Linked DNA regions of Homo sapiens: region 2 is linked to region 1. Evidence: chromatin contacts called from ENCODE Hi-C or POLR2A ChIA-PET data. All regions are on one chromosome and are shown on one strand. The core of a region is the stretch at or near the end of the contact, and the rest is flanking DNA. Distances in the headings are between cores, read along the strand shown.

Evidence for each region. A loop is a pair of places that touch in the nucleus more often than their neighbours do. ChIA-PET counts read pairs that join two places held with the same protein, here RNA polymerase II (POLR2A). Pooled maps may share reads with other maps.
Region 2: a loop to region 1 is called in a map with no recorded cell type, with 7 times the contacts of the local background. The contact joins the promoter of SIGMAR1 here to the promoter of TOPORS in region 1. A Hi-C loop is called at or near these places in 2 of 37 single-sample maps with no recorded cell type and 3 of 50 pooled maps. POLR2A ChIA-PET finds 5 or more read pairs at or near these places in 1 of 52 experiments (AG04450).

What each region holds. Positions count from the first base shown.
Region 1 is chr9:32,551,037-32,554,043 of GRCh38, reverse strand. TOPORS (TOP1 binding arginine/serine rich protein, E3 ubiquitin ligase) reads left to right here and starts at 1,458. Exons shown (of 3, transcript NM_005802.5): 1 at 1,458-1,610. The coding sequence starts at 1,608. SMIM27 (small integral membrane protein 27) reads right to left here and starts at 1,717. Exons shown (of 2, transcript NM_001387564.1): 1 at 1,565-1,717; 2 at 1,037-1,243. The coding sequence starts at 1,609. The coding sequence ends at 1,121. It overlaps NDUFB6 (NADH:ubiquinone oxidoreductase subunit B6), which reads left to right. Exons shown (of 4, transcript NM_002493.5): 4 at 100-1,043. The coding sequence ends at 168. RefSeq lists enhancers at 970-1,683, 1,488-1,817, 1,828-2,037, 1,684-2,398 and a silencer at 2,678-2,897.
Region 2 is chr9:34,635,919-34,639,282 of GRCh38, reverse strand. SIGMAR1 (sigma non-opioid intracellular receptor 1) reads left to right here and starts at 1,496. Exons shown (of 4, transcript NM_005866.4): 1 at 1,496-1,736; 2 at 1,863-2,063; 3 at 2,194-2,286. The coding sequence starts at 1,586. RefSeq lists a silencer at 1,257-1,746.

The DNA of each region.
Region 1 (3,007 bases), core at 209-2,708:
TACATTTTCCATGTGAGATCTGATGAACATAGAACAGAATAGAACTATCACCTCTGTAGACTTAAGATTTTTGTACTAACTGTATCTTTGTTTTCCTAGGGTGATACAATTCTGGAGACTGGAGAAGTAATTCCACCAATGAAAGAATTTCCTGATCAACATCATTAAAGATTATGTAAAAAGTTAAAAGGCTTATGAGCCTAAGTTTGTTCCTATATTACCATATTTACTGAATTTTCTGGAAAAGTAACTTTAATAAAGTTTAATCTCAGAAATTGTCATATCTGTTTTCAAGCATTGTACAATTTGAGACTGAGTAATTTAACAATAAGTAAAAAGTGGACATGCTAAACAAATATGAGAGACTACCTACTTTTTCTGGTCATTCTTGACTTGGAAAACGGTATGGAAAAGTATTTAGTTACATGTTTGTTTGTTTTTTTCTTACACAGTACTTACACTAATTTGGTATCAGGGTATGCAACAGTGAAATATCACAATAAACAAATGTAAGAACAGCAATTCCATGCACTTTTGTTTTAAGGAAATCTTTCCGGCCAGGCGCAGTGGCTCATGCCTGTAATCCCAGCACTTTGGGAGGCCGAGGCGGGCAGATCACGAAGTCAGGAGATCGAGACCATCATGGCTAACACAGTGAAACCCCGTCCCTACTAAAAATACAAAAAAATTAGCCGGGCGTGGTGGCGGGCTCCTGTAGTCCCAGCTACTGCGGAGGCTGAGGCACGAGATTGGTGTGAACCCAGAAGGCGGAGCTTGCAGTAAGCCGAGATAGTGCCACTGAGCCTGGGCGACAGAGCAAGACTCCGTCTCAAAAAAAAAAAAAGCTTTCCGAATCATTTTTGAAGAATTTAGAAACTTGATTGAAAAGCTTATTCCAACTATGATCTGACACTCAAGACTGTCAGATTTAGGTTGCTGTTAATTTTGTCATGAGAATGTAAAATACTAAAATCTCTAAGTGAAAAATTTGCATACTAGTGCTTGTTATAAAGGATAATGCAAAAATAAACTTGGGAACTTTGCATTATGAATTTTATTTTTATATCTACATAAGCATGAGGGAAAGAACTGTATTTTCAGATAATTAAATCCAGAAGAGTTACAAATTTTCATTCGTCCCAAAGATTTTGTCTGGGTATTTCTTCCTTAGCTGTCGTCTTGCAGACACCATCGAAGCATAGATGATGCAGCCCCAGGAGATTAAAACGATGGCAAGCAGCAACTAAACCAAAAATCGCAAAGGAGGTGTGAAATCTACCTGATATTTCCCCTCGCCCCCGTCAGGTTACCGTTGCCATTGCTAAGGTGGGAATTAAAGTAACAAAGTCGAATAAATGGGGTTCCAGTGGCGGGTACACCCAGCAGCCCTTACGTAAGAAGCGGAAGATCGTATCCTCCAGGAAGAGGCGGAGTCGAGGTGAGGGAGTGAAATGCTTAATTCAGGAATGGATTTTGGAGTTTCTGGGTGCTGAAGAAATAGGGCCTTTCCGCCTGCGGGCCCAGTGAGTCGACACGGTGGGGGCCCGCGATCCCCGGGACTTACCACTGAATAAATCCAGTCCAGCGTGCGACGACTTACTGGCTTCATGGTAAGGAGGCGGCAGCAGTCCGCGGGAGCTGGCGGGAGCTGCGGGCCTTACAGTAACCTCCCAGGCGGTGGCTGCCAGGCGCCAGCAGCCATCTTTTAGCCGGGCACGAGCGCCCGCCCACTCGCTTCGTGCAGCGCTGTCGCTGGCCTCTTCCGCCCGGAGTTGGGGGGCGGTATCACGTGATCGGGGGCCTTGCCCGCCTTTTAGAGAGGGGAATAAACGAGAAAATGTTAAAAATTGCTTTTTTTTTTTTTTTTTTGCCAACTAAGGAGATAGGCGTACCTCCACTGGTTTTCTTTCTAGTTGCAATGCAATATTAATGCAGGATAAGGTGCTGTCGTGTCCATTTAAAAGTTAATTTGAAAAACAATCCACGTTTTAAATATTACGTCTGGCTCTAAAGCTGGAAGAATTAACGCTTTCTCCCCCGCTCCCTCCCCCACGCCTCCCCGCATCTGATACCACACGATTTAGATGGACGTTCGCCTGTTCATCTTTGACGTAAAAATACCACCCACTCTTTTATATGTGACAAATCGTTGTGGGAACCCCTGTAAATCGAGCCATTCTTCAGAAACGTATAGCGTAATGTATATCTCTAAGAAGAAATACGTGGGACGCGTTACCCGCCATAATGTATCAGTCAAGCAACAAGTGTTTGTTGAGCGTGTCTGATGTTCTTGAACTGCCGCGCGTGAGATACTAAGCCCCGAGCACGGCAGTTTGGTGGGCGAGCGTACCAGGTTCAGCTCTAGAATGTTTGGGGCGCTCACATTTGAGGCCTGAGGAGTAGAATCTGGCAACGGGCCGCTTAGGCTCTAGACGTTCTTTATACCTCGCAGTTATCTTAAAAGAGTTTTAGTCTAGATTTCAGGGAGTGGGAAGGGGAAGAGCGGAGAAAAACGTGGTCTGTTTAGGGAGGAGTCCAGGCCCTGTTTTGTTAGGTTGTCCTGTTTCTCCCCAGCCTGGAGGGGATCCCTCTCTGAAGACTTTATAGGATACTGGTTGGGCTCTGGTTTGGGATCCCGTTGGACTCCTGGTGTTGCTTCCGGGAGGCGTACAACAGGAGGTGAGAGACTTCAAGTCCATCTAACAATTCCCCTATCTAGACACTAAAGATAATTTCCTAAGTTTCCGCAGAGTTTGGTAAGGTTGAAACGACATCGAACTAGTTCTCGTGTTTTCCGGGTAAGTTAGGGGCGAACATTCAGTCAGTGTCCCCAGTGGCTGAGTACCAGTAACAAGATGGGGAGGGTCGCGCTGCCCTCCTCCGGGGTCTGGAGCGGCGGGGGAGGGGCCGCATTTGGGCCGGTGCGCTGAGCCCCGCCCCCGAGGCCGGCGTCCATCTGCTGCGCATGCGTGAGGAAGGCGGGTGTTGTGTTTTGATGCGCGGGAGC
Region 2 (3,364 bases), core at 247-2,746, 2.1 Mb before region 1:
TTTAAGGTCAAAAATGTATGAGGCTACTTTTTTCCAGTTCCTTTATGTTTTATATATATAACCATCACATAAAATTCTCACCATGTGAGGCACTAACTGCTTTATAAATATTAACCCATCTAATCTCATCACAATGAAGATATGTACTATGAGGTAGGTACTTATCTCCATTCCATTTTACAGGTAAGAAAACTAAGTTACAGAGATTTTAAGTAAACTGCCCAAGATCAGACAACTAGTAGGTAGCAGGAGCCAGGCCTTGAACTCAGGCAGTCCAGCTCCAGAGTTTATTTCTTAATCACTGCACAATGCTACCTCTTTTCTCTTTTGTTTCTTTTCCTTTTTGCTTTCTTCTTCCTCTGCCTACCCTTTGCTGTTGGTGCTCTCCAGGGCTCTGTCTTTAGCCTTATCTTACTCTATTCTCTCTCCCTGTGAGATTTCATCCATTCTTAGAGGTTTTCTGTAGACTCTCCAGTGAGATCTCTAAGCTGGGGAGTAGGACCATTGTTTCTAGCCATATCCCTAATGGCCACCACAGAACTTGGCACATACAAGTGCCAACAAAGTATCTGAATGAATGACAACTCCCAGCTCTATCTCCAGACTGGAGCTGAGCTTCGAGACCTGGACACTCAACTGCCCACTAGACATGCAAAGGATGTTAGCCAAATAAGGGGAAAGTGGGGATAGGATAAAGGGGGAAAGAGTATTCCAGGAAGAAGAGATCAAGCCCTGCCAACTCCATTTCCAGAGTTGTTAAGCTCATTTCTTTCTTCCATCTCCACTGACACAGACCTTCCCTCTTACCTGGCCCACAGTCATGGTCTCCCTGACTCATCTTGCTCCCCTCCACTCGACAGTCCTGTGCCACTCGGTGGCAAAATCTAATCCCCTTCCTCCCTTGCTGATAACCCTCAGCTGGTTTACAAGGCCTCCTCTCACATTTTGTGCCGCAGAACAGAGAAGGAATTGTAGGCCCCTGAAGACCCCAAGCTGTCTCTCCTCGGAGGCCTTTGCTCTAGGGGCTGGTCCCTGTGGGCTGGCATGCCCCTTCTGCGAGCTCTTAAAGACACTGCTCAGGTGTCACCGCCTCTGGAATGCCCACCCTGGGGCTCCCAGCTTGAACTGCCTCCTCTCCGCTTCAGTCCTGGTAAAGGCGGGCCTTAACAATCGTTGAGTCCCAGAAGGCTTCACTTCCGGGCTCGTCTGCTTCACCAGCCAGTGAGCTCGGGCGAGCCCGTCCATTCTGGGTCTCACTATCCCCACACCTATCCGTATGTAGAGTGGCGCTAGCTAGGTCAGACCTCGCCTGAAGACCCTGACATCTGCCGCTGGGCGACTTGGCCCCGCCCCCTTGCCTCCCTTGCGCGGCACCGCCCCACTCCTCCGTGCTCCCCCCGAGGAAATGGTTCAACCGAAGGGCGGTGCCAAGGTGCCCGGGCCGCTCCGATTGGTCAGGGCGAGCCGTACCACGGCGGTGGCGGGGGAGCGCTTCGTGGGCAGCCGGCGGGCTCCGAGGCCGTGAGCGCAAAGCCTCAGGCCCCGGCTCCCTCCTGAGCTGCGCCGTGCCAGGCCGCCCGCCGGGATGCAGTGGGCCGTGGGCCGGCGGTGGGCGTGGGCCGCGCTGCTCCTGGCTGTCGCAGCGGTGCTGACCCAGGTCGTCTGGCTCTGGCTGGGTACGCAGAGCTTCGTCTTCCAGCGCGAAGAGATAGCGCAGTTGGCGCGGCAGTACGCTGGTGAGCGGGCAGAGGGCAGGGAGGGGAGCGGCCGGCCTGGGAGCGGAGCCTAGGGTTCCGAAGGCGCCATCCCCGGACCTAGGACCGGTGCCAGCCCTGACTCCGCCGCCCCTCTGCCTCCGCCAGGGCTGGACCACGAGCTGGCCTTCTCTCGTCTGATCGTGGAGCTGCGGCGGCTGCACCCAGGCCACGTGCTGCCCGACGAGGAGCTGCAGTGGGTGTTCGTGAATGCGGGTGGCTGGATGGGCGCCATGTGCCTTCTGCACGCCTCGCTGTCCGAGTATGTGCTGCTCTTCGGCACCGCCTTGGGCTCCCGCGGCCACTCGGGTCAGTGCTAGCGGCGGGCCAGACTGGGAGGCTGGGGTTGTAAAGGGGCCCATGCCCTCCTTTCTGATGTTTGGCTGGGCCATGCAATGGCGCGAATACCCTGATAGTGTCATGTGCGATTGTCACTCAGGGCGCTACTGGGCTGAGATCTCGGATACCATCATCTCTGGCACCTTCCACCAGTGGAGAGAGGGCACCACCAAAAGTGAGGTCTTCTACCCAGGTGGGTAAGAAGGCTCTGTCAGAGAAGTGGGTCCCTTCACGCGGGGGGTGCCCACAATTGCGGGGAGCATGGCATGGAAAAGGAGTGTGTTGGGGGGGCCCTCCTCATGGTTCCCTTCCTCCACCCTCCCATAAGCCACAGGTGATTGGTTGGGGCAGAGCTGAGGGACTCTTGCTTTCCTCTGTCAAGGGGAAACAAAACATAACAACTTCCTATTAAACATGTCTGATTTTTATCTGCCCAGGCACAATTTTGCCCAGACAGTATTCCAACAACTGTTGGGGAGACAATGGGTAATCAGAAATGCTCTCAATACCCCAAAAGACAAGACAGACAGTTATCTTTTTATTTGTTTGTTTTTTGAGATGGAGTCTTGCTCAGTCGCCCAGGCTGGCGTGCAGTGGCGCGATCTCGGCTCACTGCAAGCTCCGCTTCCCGGGTTCACGCCATTCTCCTGCCTCAGCCTCCCGAGTAGCTGGGACTACAGGCGCCCGCCACCACGCCCGGCTAATTTTTTTTGTATTTTTAGTAGAGACGGGGTTTCACCATACCAGCCAGGATGGTCTCGATCTCCTGACCTCGTGATCCACCCGCCTCGGCCTCCCAAAGTTCTGGGATTACAGGTGTGAGCCACCGCGCCCGGCCGCTCCCCTGCCTTTTTTTTTTTTTTTTTTTTTTAATAGTGAAACAATTTACTTAAGAAATAGAGCACTGGACTTCCCAGTATATTTGAGGTTGGGTGTATGCATCGCAGGCATGGTGGTTGAACAGCTACACTTTTCAGATAAAGCCTCACAAGTCCTGGAACTACCCCTTTCCTAGCTACAAGCCCAGCCCAGGTTTAGCTAAATTTCTGCTTGATTCGAGTGAGGCTTGGGAGTGCAGACTTCCATACAGTGGGTCCATGGCCAAGCGAGGTAGCCGTCCATGGCTTCTCCAAAGAGAGGACGTGGGTCAGATGATGCCACAGAACATTTAGGAGTGGCCATCTGGGCCAGCCCAGTGAGGTAGGGCTTTTTGTTTTTCTGAAGCTCCCTCTCCATTCCCCACCCCTAGTTAGTCCATGGGCCAGGGAAGC